Regions from separate parts of the Homo sapiens genome. Here region 1 is linked to region 2. The links are chromatin contacts, found by Hi-C in ENCODE. All regions are on one chromosome and are shown on one strand. Each heading gives the region's core, a stretch centred on a gene start or an enhancer-like site at or near the end of the contact. The rest is flanking DNA. Distances are from core to core; before and after follow the strand shown.

Region 1 (6,711 bases), core at 866-3,365, 160 kb before region 2:
TCTTTTTCTTTTCTTTTTTTTTTTTTTTTTTTGAGACAGAGTCTCACTCTGTCACCCAGGCTGTAGTGCAGTACTGCAATCTTGGCTCACTGCAACCTCCGCCTCCCAGGTTCAAGTGATTCTTCTGCCTCAGCCTCCCAAGTAGCTGGACTACAGGTGTGCACCACCACGCCCAGCTATTTTTTTTTGTATTTTTAGTAGAGACGGAGTTTCACCATATTGGCCAGGCTGGTCTCGAACTCCTGACCTCTTGATCTGCCTGCCTTGGCCTCCCAAAGTTCTGGGATTACAGGTGTGAGTCACTGCACCCGGCCTATTGGTGAAATGTGTTTCCTATAGGCAACAACTCACTGAATCTTGTTTTTTTTGTTTTGTTTTGTTTTAAAAATCTATTTGGCCACTCTATGTCTTTTGATTGAAGAGTTTAGTCCATTTACATTCAATATTAGTATTGATAAGTAAGGACTTACTCCTACCATTTTGTTATTTGTTTTCTGGTTGTTTTATGGTCTTCCTCTCCTTTCCTTCCTGTCTTCATTTTAGTAAAGATGATTTTCTCTGGTGGTATGATTTAGTTTCTTGCATTTTAGTTTTTTGTGTATCCATTGCATTTTTTTTTTTTTTTGATTTGTGGTTATGATGAGGCTTGCAATATCTTAAAACCCATTATTTTAAGCTGATAACATCTTAATACTGTTTGCATGAACAAACAGACAAAAAAAAAAACCTAATAACAACTCTACACTTTAACTTTGTCTCCTCTCTCTTTTTTTTTTTTTAATTATACTTTAAGTTCTGCAATACATGTGCAGAACATGCAGGTTTGTTACATAGGTATACACGTGCCATGGTGGTTTGCTGAACCCATCAGCCCATCATCCACATTAGGTATTTCTCATAATGCTATCCCTCCCCTAGCCCCCGACTCCCTGACAGGCCCCGGAGTGTGATGTTCCCCTCCCTGTGTCCATGTGTTCTCATTGTTCAACTCCCACTTATGAGTGAGAACATGTGGTGTTTGTTTTTCTGTTCCTGTGTTAGTTTGCTGAGAATGATGGTTTCCAGCTTCATCCATGTCCCTGCAAAGGACATGAACTCATCCTTTCTTATGGCTGCATAGTATTCTATGGTGTGTATGTGCCACATAGACTTGGAACCAACCCAAATGCCCAAGAACCAAATGTATGTCTTTTTTTAAATATTTCAATCTTTTCATTAAATGTATTTGAAAGACTTATGAATTCTCTCTCTGTGTTATCTTGAATTTCTTTGAGTTTCCTCAAAACAGCTATTTTGAATTGTCTGTCTAAAAAGTCACATATTTCTAGTCCTCCAAGATTGGCCCCTGGTGTCTTATTTACTTCATTTGGTGAGATCATGTTTTCCTGGATGGTCTTGATGCTTATGGATGTTTGTCTGTGTCTGGGAGTTAAAAATTTGGGTTATTTATTGTAGTCTTTGCAGTCTGGGCTTGCTTGTACCCATTCTTTTTGGGAAGGATTTCCAGGTATTCAAAAGCACTTGGGTTTTTTTATCTAAGCTGTATCTACCTTAGGTGGCACCCCAAGCCCCATCATGCTCTGGTTCTTGCAGACTTGTAGAGTTACTACTTTGGTGGTCTTGGATAAAATCTGGACAAATTCTCTGGATTACCAGGCAGAGACTCTTGTTCTTTTCTTACTTTCTCCCAAACAGAGTCTCTCTATTCCTCTGTTCTGAGCCACCTAGATCTGGGAGTGGTGTGACACAAGCATTCCTGTGGCCACCAGCTCTGGGACTGCACTTGGTCAGACCTGAAGGCAGCACATCACTGGGTCTCACCCAAGGCCTGATGTGACAACAACCTGGCCACTGCCTGTTTTCTCAAGTTCCTGGGGCTTTACAGTCAGCAGGTGGCAAAGCCAGCCAGGCTTGCGTCCTTCCCTTCAAGGCAGCAAGTTTCCCTAGGGTGGAGTCAGAGGTGCCGTCCAGGAGCCAGAAACTGAAGTCAAAATCCTTAGAAGTCTACCTGATTCTATTGTACTGCAGCAGAGCTGGCACTCAAACCATGAGTCACAGTCCTTCCCACGCTTTCCTCCCTTTTCCCCTGGCAGAGAGGCCTCACCCCATGGTTACCACCCCCACAGACCCAACAGAATACTGCCAGGCTACTGCAGATGTTCCATTAAGGCCTAGGGGCTTTTTAGTCAGCGTATGGTGAATGCTGCCTGGCCCAGAACTCAACATTCAGAGCAGTGGGATCCCCTCTGGCCTAGGATAGGTCCAGAAAAGCCAAGGGCTGGAATTGAGGATCCCAGGAGCCCACTTGGTGCTTTACACCCCTGTGGCTGAACTGGTACCTAAGGTGCAAGACAAAGTCCTCTTTACTTTTTCTTCTGCTTTTCTCACGCAAAAAAGTTTCATGTGAAGCCAGCAAGTCTCAGATTCTCTCTCAGGGCCCACAGTGTCCTACCTGGATACCACTGCTGGTTATTCAGGGCACAAGGGCTCTTTAGTAAGCAAGTAATGGATCCTGACAGGACTGGGCTTTTTCACTTGAAGGCAGCAGGTTTCCTTTTGGCACAGGGTATGTCTAGAAATGTCATCTGGGAGCTAGGGCCTGGAAAGGGGGCCTCACAACTCTGGCTGGTGCTGTATCCTACTGTGGCCGAGCTGGTAAGTGAGATACAAGACAAAGTCTTCTTTACTCTTCCGTCTCCTGTCTTCAAGCAGAAGGAAGGAGTCTCTTTTTAAGCCATGAGCTGTGCAGCCTGGAGTTTGGGCAGAGGTATAGCAAGCACTCCCTTAGCCACCCTGCCTGGTGTTTCACTTGTTCTGAGCTCAGTTCAGCCCTAGGACTTACCTAGGAGTTGCAGTCCTTATGGCATAGAGTGTTTTCAGTTTGTTTAGGGCCCTGGAATGCTTTAGCCTATGGCGATGAGGCTTGCCAGAACTGAGTTCCAACCGCTGGGATGAGTGATTCCCTTTTGGCTAGAGTAAGTTTAAATACTCCCTCTGTGGGCAGGCCTCAGCTGAGTTCAGCCCAGTTTTGCTTTCTGCTATGACAGGGCAATACTGAGCTCACTGCAATATCTCACAACTACTGCATTCACCCTTTCCCAAGTGCACAGATTCTCTCTGTGCCATGCAACCACTGCTGGGGGATGAGGGAGGAGTGGTGGTGGCAATTCAAGACTCTTTTCTACCTGATTCCAGTGCCTCTTTCAGTGATATGAAGTTAAAATCAGGTACTGTGAGTGCTCACCCAATTTTTGGTTCTTATGAAGGTGTTTTTCTGACTAGACGGTTGTTAAATTGGTGTCTTTGCAGGCGGGATGATTGGCGGAATCTTCTATTTGACCGTCTTGCTCTACTCCTCAAAAAGTTATTTGTTTTAATAAAGTGGGATACAGAATACATGCTTTTGAAATCTTTAATGGAATACATCAAGAAAATAGCACGTAAAATATTTCATAATGCTAACTAACCTTGTAACGCTATGTGTGTCTTCTGCTCAATTGGATAGTAAGTAAGCTCTTTTGGGAAAAACACTGAGCTAAATTAATTTTTAATTTCTTTTGAACTTCAGAATTATGTACAAGAATATATCCTCAATATTTTGGAATAATCTCGTATAAATTTTCCAAATAGGCTGACTTTGGAAAGTATGTCCTATAAGAGACAAAGAAAACAACTCTAGAATCTATCCCCTCAATATGAGTGACAGCCAACCAAGCAAAATAAGTCTAAGTAGAGGATATCAGGATTTCAGCTATAACCATGATTAGAGAAGGTGATGTGCATACAAAGTTATATTGACATGGTGAAATAACTATTTGAGATTAAATAGGTAAGTTCAAATCATTTTTTTTATTGTGGCTTATTTATAGTTCCCCTGTAATTTCTACTTTACTCTTTACAGTTTTGAGGTAGAACTTCTCAGCCTATGTGCCCTCTCTCTGGCATAAACAGAGAGATCTACTTACTGGCATAAAATTTAGACCCCAAAGTGTATTACTCAAATATGCTGAAACTTTATTTCTCCCAAATAACATTAATGAGTAGGCTGAAAATTTGACAAGGGAGGTCTGCTCCACCTAGTCGCTTAGAGATCCAAGCTGCCAATGTTCTGTCAACTTTAAAATATGCCTTCCAAGGTCATGCTTTGTTTGAGTTTTATCCATTCTGGTCAGGCCTAAAAGGGTTGAAAATAAATGAGTGTTATAGGGTCTAGGGCTGGAATTGGCACATACCATTTTTATTCACATTCTATGATGGAAACTTAATAACTTTGCTATACCTAACTGTAAAATAGCTGGGACACTTAGTCCAACAGTACTCTTAAAAGAGAATGTAGATTTTGGTGAGCTGCTAGCAGCCTTTTCTGTGTTCCTTCCCATTTTATTAGTGATGTGTCACCCTCTCTTCACCCTCATTGACTTATCAGTGGTGAATATCTGACATATCACAAGCTTCTAACATATCACAAGCAGGAGAGAGAGTGAGGGTGGGATGAGAATGAAGCAAAACAATGCGAAAAAGGACACGAGGCAGAGACTGAATTTCTGTTGACTTTGCAGTTGCTGATCCTAATCTCTTTCAAAATAATGACCAGTTAGTCTGGCTGATTCATGGGATAATATCCTTTTGATTAAGACCAATTTTTAATTAAGCTTACTTAAGTTCATTTTGTTGCTTTAAAGCATACCTTTTAACACAATTATATCAGTGAAAACATTTTTACCGATTGGGAAAGAGTTAGACAGTTATTAATCCTGTTCTCCCACATGTTAACTGGATGCCTTTTGGAAAATTATACCTTATACCTTATTGAGTTTCTCCCCATCTGGAAAATGCGAACAATAATCTGCACCTTTCATTATCACTGCAATTTTTAAACAGTAAACCAAATAAAGCACAGAGTACAGTGCCAGACATATGGCATATACTCAGTAAATGATATTTCTGATGATAGTAATGAGGATGATGTTGATGGATGTTGACAGATATCAAATGGCACTTGTCCGGTATATTTTTTCAGTTGAACTAGTGGCTTACAGCTGTCCATGAGGTTATGTTTTCTCTGATTTCCAGGTGAGAACAAAGCCAAGAGAAGTGTATGATGTTTCTAATTAAGAACCTGAACTATTTTGCCAACTTCTGTTAACTGACTATAGCCAAAGTTCTGCTAAATGCAAGAAAAGATTTTAGAAAAACTCATCCTAAATCAACTAGTGCCAATTCTGCAAGGGGAAAGAATTTTTGTCATTTGTTTCATATTTTTTGGCCAACATTGCTTTAGATCTACTTTCCAGAATATGATTATATCAATAACTTAACATTACTACAATCTACTTCTTTCTCGAAAAGCTAAAAATCTGAAGACTAAAAGATTTGAAAATATGTCTGTTATTCCTAAGAAAGGTAAAAATGGAAGGTATAATTTAATCTGTCTAACTCTACTTGATCAACTCACCGAATTAACCATTACTCCCTATAACAGATGCAACTGAAGTGTACTTAATTTAATCCCACTTAACAAAGTCACCCAATTAACCAACATTCTTCATTCCTACTATAAAGTTGATAGATGTTCACATAATTCTGCAATCTCAAAGCTAATGGATTACTTTCTAATATTAACATATGCATAAAATAAATGTTGAATGGGGAGCAAAAAATGATTGAAATAAAGCTGAAAATTCTAGAAGAGTTTGGCACCCAGAGTGCTTAACACACATGCACACACACATATACAAACACACACTTACTTTAAAATAGACTAAACAGGGAAATGTCAATGCTGCCTTCTAGGCTTCTGGTATCTGCATTAAGATGATGAAATTCTAATCAAGCAAGCTGTGATCAAATTCAAGTTCTTCGCAATGAGTCAAAATGTTGTTCAATGACTTTACATTCATATGTATTTTAGCTTTACCAGTTTAAGTGATATGTCTTTAAAAATGATATTTCTCTTTAACTTTTTTGATTAACTTGTTAGTTGCCTATTCCAATCTTGTTGAATGAGAGGGGGATTACTCTCCTGTTACTTGGTGCTTTTTGAACTAGATTCTTGTAGCTTACAGAATATTTATTGACAATACCTAGACTCTTTGATCATCTTTTTCATCTAACTCATATGAACCAGGCCATTGAAAGAACTATCAGTTGCTCCAGGAATACTGTAGTGTGTTTAAATATCAAAGAAATGGAACCATTGCATAAGAATGCTTCCTATTTGGGATGCACACAGTAGTCAGAAAAAGTAGATACATAGGAAATTAGATAAATAGCCAAATATATCCTGAACTTGTATTCTTATAAGTTTTAAAGAGGGAGCAAAAGTGACACTGAACTTGATAAAAAAAAAAAAAAGTAATGATAAAAGCGACAATTTGTAATACCCCAGTTTAGAAGACTCTTCCAATAGTCATATATAGCCCAGAGGCAAAATTTTTATTTTATTAAAATCATTCCCCATGACAAAAAAAAAACAGGTAAGCTCAAAATACCAAAAACAGAAGAATAATGCTGGCAACTCACATCACAAGCAATAAGCTAAAATACAAATCAATATGAAATGACCAGCAATTCAAAAGAAAATGAACAAAGAGTACAGAAACAATTATGAACATAAAATTTATAGATAAAAAGCTCTGAATGATTTTTAAACATATTTAAAGACTTCACCTTTACTTAGAATGTGAGAATTGCAAATAAGCCAAAACTGAA
Region 2 (6,479 bases), core at 3,601-6,100:
TTCTCCATTATTCTCCTGAGTCACTCATGGTAAAGATGAAAATATTAGATTGAAACATAAAATTATTGATATTGGAACATTTTTACCTTATATATGGCAATTTTATATAGTTTAGTAAAATAAATTTAAAACTAACACTAAATTTAATTATTAGTTATAAAACTTATTGATTATCAAATTTAATAATTTAAATCTTCCAACTTCCAAAAAGAATAGAACATTTTAGATAAAAATCAAACATGTTAAAAATAAATAGTTAAAGTATTTATAGAAAGATTCTCCTAGCAACGTCTCTGGGAATGTTTACAAGCCACATTTAACAGCCCAAAAAGTCTGTGTGGAAAACAAAACTGGTTTAAGGGTCATGCTAATCTTCAAGGGTCACAAGCAGAGAAAGAAGAGGGCAATTAATCTAATTCGAGGACTTTCTTCTAAACCCGTAAGGAGAAACAATAATAATAATAACAACCCCCAGAAGTTGAAACAAATCAAGATTATTGGGGAGGATATTTTGGTGTTTCTGGATAGATATAAGCAAGATTACATGGTTACTTCCTTTTTCAATGAATGGTTTCATGTAGCAAAATAATAAAGGACAAACAGCAAAAGGAAAAACACAGCAGAAGGTATTTGTGCATGTCTCAAAATTCTTCCGGCTTCTAGAAATCAATAAATTATATTAACCAAATTTACTTTACCACGGAAAATGGTCTATTCAAAATAGGCACTCAAGCAATCTACTTCCTTTTCCTATGAAAATCCTTGTCATTTAAGAGCTACATTATTAATGGAAATTTTTGCATTACTGACTTTTTTCTGATTATACAGTTAAGAAAAATATGTGTCATATCTATTGGTACTGGGCATAACTCAAAGGAATTGTTCTGCTAAATTAAAACACATTATTTGTTAAAAGCATCTGACTACAGCTAAAATATTCTAAGTTCCTTGAAGTACTAACAATTAACCTAGAAACACAGCAAATTCACCTTTTATCTTTCAGTTTATATGCAAATTCCACAGCTAATTCATTTTTGATAATATGTGCTGAACCTTAATCACAGGTGTTTCTCTATACAAATAATGTTGTTTTGTTTCCTTGAATAGAAATAGCGGTATATGAAATTCAGGCATTTGTGTACAATTAGAGACAGATTTCATTTCCTCTTTCTCTCTCTTTATCTTTTTATTTTTATTTACTTATTTATTTATTTTTGAGACAGGGTCTTGTTCTGTCACCCAGGCTGGAGTGCAGTAGCATGACCATAACTCACTGCAGCCCTGATCTCCTGGGCTCAAGCGATCCTCCTGCCCTCAGCCTCCTGAGTAACTGGCACTACATGTGCACACCACCACGCCTGGTTAATTTATTTTTTTAGGTTTTTTGTAGAGAAAAGGTTAGCGAGGCTCATCTCGAACTCCTGAGCTCAGGCAATCCTTCCACCTCAGCCTCCCAAAGTACTGGATAGCACTTTGCTATCCAGGTATGAGGCATCACACCAGGCCAGATTTCATTCTTAACTGTTGCTGATCAAGGCATCTTTTTTATTTAAAGAAAAGAGTTTGCCTAAAATATTAAAGTAATTTATTAATTTGCTAATTGATTACTTGACTACTCAGTCTCTTCCAGTCACATTTACTGTATTTTGTACAAATTTGCTTGATTCCTGGAATATTTTACATTATTTATAGAAACAAAAAAGCAGCTAGTTTATTGTCTTGATGTACTTTTTCAATTGGCTACTAATTAACCACTCTTCATTTTACTTGCTTGAATATATTATTTGCCCTTGAAATAAGAACAAGAAGTCAGTCTGATTGAATCTCATTGAGCATCCTAGTAATTGAATTGAGAGGTTTTCAAAATTCCCTGGAGTACAAGAGTATGTGTTCATTAAGTGAGCTAAGTGGTTTGTGACTGTGTTATGAATTAAAGAAAATTACCTGCCCCTGTTAATAACACACTCAGTGGCATGATTCCTTTGTATTAGTATCTTTATCGCTATAATATAATCATTAATGTACTGACTACATTTAAACTTATATTTTATGCTGATTTGTTAACTGTAAAGCTGATAAAATTTGGCTTTACCATTAGGTCAGTATTGTAATAAAGCAAATAAAGAATTTTCAGAATGTAGCAGTCTGACAATTATAAGCAATGTAAAGCGTTAAGGAAATACCTCATTCTCTGCTTTAAAAAATATCTCCCCATCCTATATTTATTATTTATGTGTCCATATGTTGTATTTTTTCACTTTCATCTAACTTTAAATCCTAACATAATTTGTACTACTTGAAAGAATTATTGCCAGTCAAAATGCCATGTGTGGACTGTCAGATCTAGAAAAATGCTTCTAAGTCATTCACTCTAGATCCCTCATCATCACAACAAGGACATCAGCCTCAGAGTGGTTAGAGGGGATACGGCTGGGAAGGCTGACTCTGGGAAAAATGAAGAATATCTTGTGCACAATGGAAATGGGAGGACTCACCCTAGGGGAAGAGAGAGTGGCAGAGAACCCTCCCTGACAGCTGTGTGTATACACTGTTTCCTGATGTTAAAGGAGAAAATCACTCTTACCCATCCCCAGGCTAGGACCTAACAATGTCTATTCTAAAAAACATGAAAAAAAAAAAAAAAAAAAGAAGGAAAGAAAAACAATAGCAAGCTTGAGAGAGAGAATACAGCAGTTTGACCTTCCACCATGCACCCTTCTTGGGGAAAGGGATATAACAAGCCTTGTCCCTGCCAAAGGACCTCCAAACACAGAAACTTCTACCCAAAGACCATTTACTTTAAACAAAAGTCTGTGTTTGTTCACTGTGACGGCAGTAAAATGCAACAGCTGCATCAATTTGTTTTGCCACTGAAAAAGCCTGTCATCCTCAAACTTGAAGCATACTTTTTGAGTGAAAATGGCCCTTCCCTTTATTCTACTATTTCCCCCCTTTTCACTCAACATTTTTTGAAGACGTGTACGTTTATCTATCAGGAACTGGTGAAATACTAATTTATAGCAGAGATTAGAATACAGGGAAAATAAAACAAAACTGTTTCCAATAGCACTAGATTCTGGAATGTAAAATACCAAGCATTATGAGAGGAGGAAGAGAAGCAGTGATTAGAAAAGCACTTCACAGACTAATATCCAGAATCTACAAGGAACTTAAACAAATTTACAAGAAATAAACAACCCCTCAAAAAGTGGGTGAAGGATATGAACAGGGACTTCTCAAAAGAAGACATTTATGCAGCCAACAAATATGAAAAAAAATCTCATCGTCACTGATCATTAGAGAAATGCAAATCAAAACCACAATGAGATACCATCTCATGCCAGTTAGAATGGCAATCATTAAAAGTCAGAAAACAACAGATGCTGGAGAGGATGTGGAGAAATAGGAACGCTTTTACACTGTTGGTGGGAGTGTAAATTAGTTCAACCATTGTGGGAGACAGTGTGGTGATTCCTTAAGGATCTAGAACCAGAAATACCATTTGATCCAGCAATGCCATTATTGGGTATATACCCAAAGGAATATAAATCATGCTGCTATAAAGACACATGCACACGTATGTTTATTATGGCACTACTCAAAATAGCAAAGACTTGGAACCAGCCCAAATGTGCATCAATTTTAGACTGAATAAAGAAAATGTGGCACATATATACCATGGAATACTACACAGCCATAAAAAAGGATGAGTTCATGTCCTTTGCAGGGACATGGATGAAGCTGGAAACCATCATTCTCAGCAAACTAACACAGGAACAGAAAACCAAACACCACATGTTCTCATAAGTGGGAGTTGAACAATGAGAACACATGGACACAGGGAGGGGAACATCACACACTGGGGCCTGTTGTGGGGTGGGGGGCAAGGGGAGGGATAGCATTAGGTTAATACCTAATGTAGATGACAGGTTGATGTGTGCAGCAGACCGCCATGGAACATGTATACCTATGTAACAAACCTGCATGTTCTGCACATGTACCCCAGAACTTAAAGTATAATTTTAAAAAAGCCCTTCAGAAAGCAATATCTGATATTTCTCTTCTAATTTCTCTTCCATAGTTTTAACTCAGACATTAATATTTCATTATCTGTCTCACATCCTACCTTCTTTTCAATAATCAATTAAAAAAAACACATATTGATCACCTGCTATGTTCAAGGCAACATGTGAAATAAAAGGATAAATAGGCAGGCTAAAACCTGACCTCAAAAAACTTACAACCTTTTTATACTCAAAACTTTTAACAATTCTCAACAAGGTCTCATACCACATGAAACATCTCCTTTTTCTTTCCATAATTCCTGGCTGACAGTCTCCCCTTTTTATTGATTTGCTAAATCAAATAAAATGTAATATGACATCTTGAAAATTCATGTCATTATCTAAGCCTTGATTTTCTCATATATGAAGCAAATTTGTTTTAAAACCCTATAAAACAGCAACATTCTCTCCTCAGACCCTACTTTTTACAAAGACTTGGTTGTTAAACATTTATCAGTACACCACTCCATAAATCCTTGCATTTGTCATTATTATTGCCTATGGGAAATATATATATAAGACAAACACATCCAATGCGCGTGCACACACACACACACACACACATACTCAAAGACTACTTTTCCAACAAGTGCACATTTTAAAACTACTCTTTGGCAGAAACTGTACTAGTATTAGAGGACACGAACATGACTTAAGGAGGTACCCTGCCTTATCTGCAAGGGAGTATCTAGTTGAAAAAAAAAAAAAACAATATTGTGAAATTTTCCCCTCATCTTTGCCTCATTTTTTCCTGTGAGTCATGAAACAAATATTTCTTGAGAACGACTGGTAATTAAACAAGTATTTGCAGAAATGATTGCTGAAAAATTCTTTATTTCCTTTGGTGAGTTCACTCAAGTTCTCTCCCTGCAGTAAATTAGAAACAATAATAGTGATATTAAGCCCTATAGCATATGTTCTAAAAGTATCTAGAAGTCCTCTTTTTCTCACAGGTATGCACTCATGAGCAAGGAATAAGTAATGTCTCCTATTTGGATAGACGATTCAGGTGGATCTGTGCAATTATGGCTGTGGACATTAGAAGGAGTCATGTTAAAGGTTTGGGAATCTTTAAAGAGAACCCTGCCTCCTCTTCTCTATAGTATCTCAACGTAGCACACTCCTCAATCTTCTTAATGGCTTTCCTTTTAAGCCAAAGGAAATCATATTATTTAATCCTTCAGCTCATTAAATTCAAAGACAACCCTTTCCCTCATCCCAGGCTGCAATGAATTTTTAAATTTCTTAATGCAGACAGACTTAAACTGCCTATCTAGGCCTAAAGGGAGAAAAAGCTATATTAATTAAGTGTTGAGTATTGATTTATTTTATTCCTTGTTTCCTTCGCACATTTATAAGCTAAATATAGATTAATAAAATATCTGTCAAGTAAGAAAACATGATTCATGATTGGGATCACTAAGTTTAAAGTGATCATTCTGTTTCAGTGCCTTATTGTTGCCTTTTAGGAACTAAGTGATAAATGACTTGAAATTGTGTTGCCTATTTGAATCATGAAATTTAAGAGTATTGTTTATGTCATGACATAAATGACTGCTGCACCATCCTTGGAAGGAAAATTATGTACATTCAGATTCGCACCTGCCTTAGTTTAGTTTAAAGTTACATATTGCTGTTAGATGTAATCATAATATCAAATACAATATTATCTTAATAGTGTTTAATGTACTGAATATCATTTATATGGCTGTGTTCTTAAATGTCTGCCAGTTTAATGTGTTTCATTTCAAACTGTGAAAGTATTGTGAGGAAAAAGAAATGAAATGTAAAATGAGCTGGCCTGATAACTCTGGCCACAAATGCGTTATAAGTGCTATACAGGGCTGACTCAAACTAGAAAAGGGATGTTGCATTGTTGTGCTTACAGTTGTACCCATGTAAGAAAGAAAAATCCTTCTTTGTCCCTGTATGTCCAGGCAAAATCTTAGGGAGTAAATGATGGTGGCCTTATCCGGTGTTTCATTTTGAAAAATTGGTAGTCTTTATCTTGAAGCACTAAATTAAGCCCATGTTTAATTCCAAGTGTTTCCTGAACTAGAGAAATTCCACTATTCTATGTCATATTGCAGGCATTCTTTCATTCATAAAGGGGATAAATGCTTTGATTTTTTCTGCCCTGTCACCAGGGTGGCTCAGGCCAGTAATGTAATGACCAATGGTAAGAACATGGGTCACATACCCAGCTAACCTCTCAATGCCCTTTCCTTACAAAAATTGTATTCGGCCATATTTAGTTATAAAACAGGATGTTATCAGACCTACAATAAATCAGCAATATATTTCAAAATAGCTAATTAACCTTTATCTAAAACAATATCTACATGTCTGTGCACAGAGGCCATTACACAGTTCTCATGTACCAGAGGTCAGGCCTTATGTGGTGGAGTCCCATGG

What was found. Hi-C counts contacts between places; a loop is a spot of excess contacts on that map. Pooled maps may share reads with other maps.
Region 1: a loop to region 2 is called in a map of endothelial cell of umbilical vein, with 9 times the contacts of the local background. The contact joins two enhancer-like sites. A Hi-C loop is called at or near these places in 2 of 168 maps with a recorded cell type or tissue (Calu3 and endothelial cell of umbilical vein), 1 of 37 single-sample maps with no recorded cell type and 1 of 50 pooled maps.

The regions. Positions count from the first base shown.
Region 1 is chr3:152,017,460-152,024,170 of GRCh38, reverse strand. No RefSeq gene overlaps it. Among named protein-coding and RNA genes, the nearest start is that of AADACL2-AS1, 93 kb to the right of the region's middle. RefSeq lists an enhancer at 1,969-2,078. Within about 2 kb of position 2,115, at least 7 of the 41 ENCODE cell types and tissues checked have a DNase peak (open chromatin) inside an H3K27ac peak, as active enhancers do.
Region 2 is chr3:151,863,247-151,869,725 of GRCh38, reverse strand. All of the region lies in intron 1 of AADACL2-AS1 (AADACL2 antisense RNA 1), which reads left to right. Among named protein-coding and RNA genes, the nearest start is that of SUCNR1, 7.2 kb to the left of the region's middle. Within about 2 kb of position 4,850, at least 2 of the 41 ENCODE cell types and tissues checked have a DNase peak (open chromatin) inside an H3K27ac peak, as active enhancers do.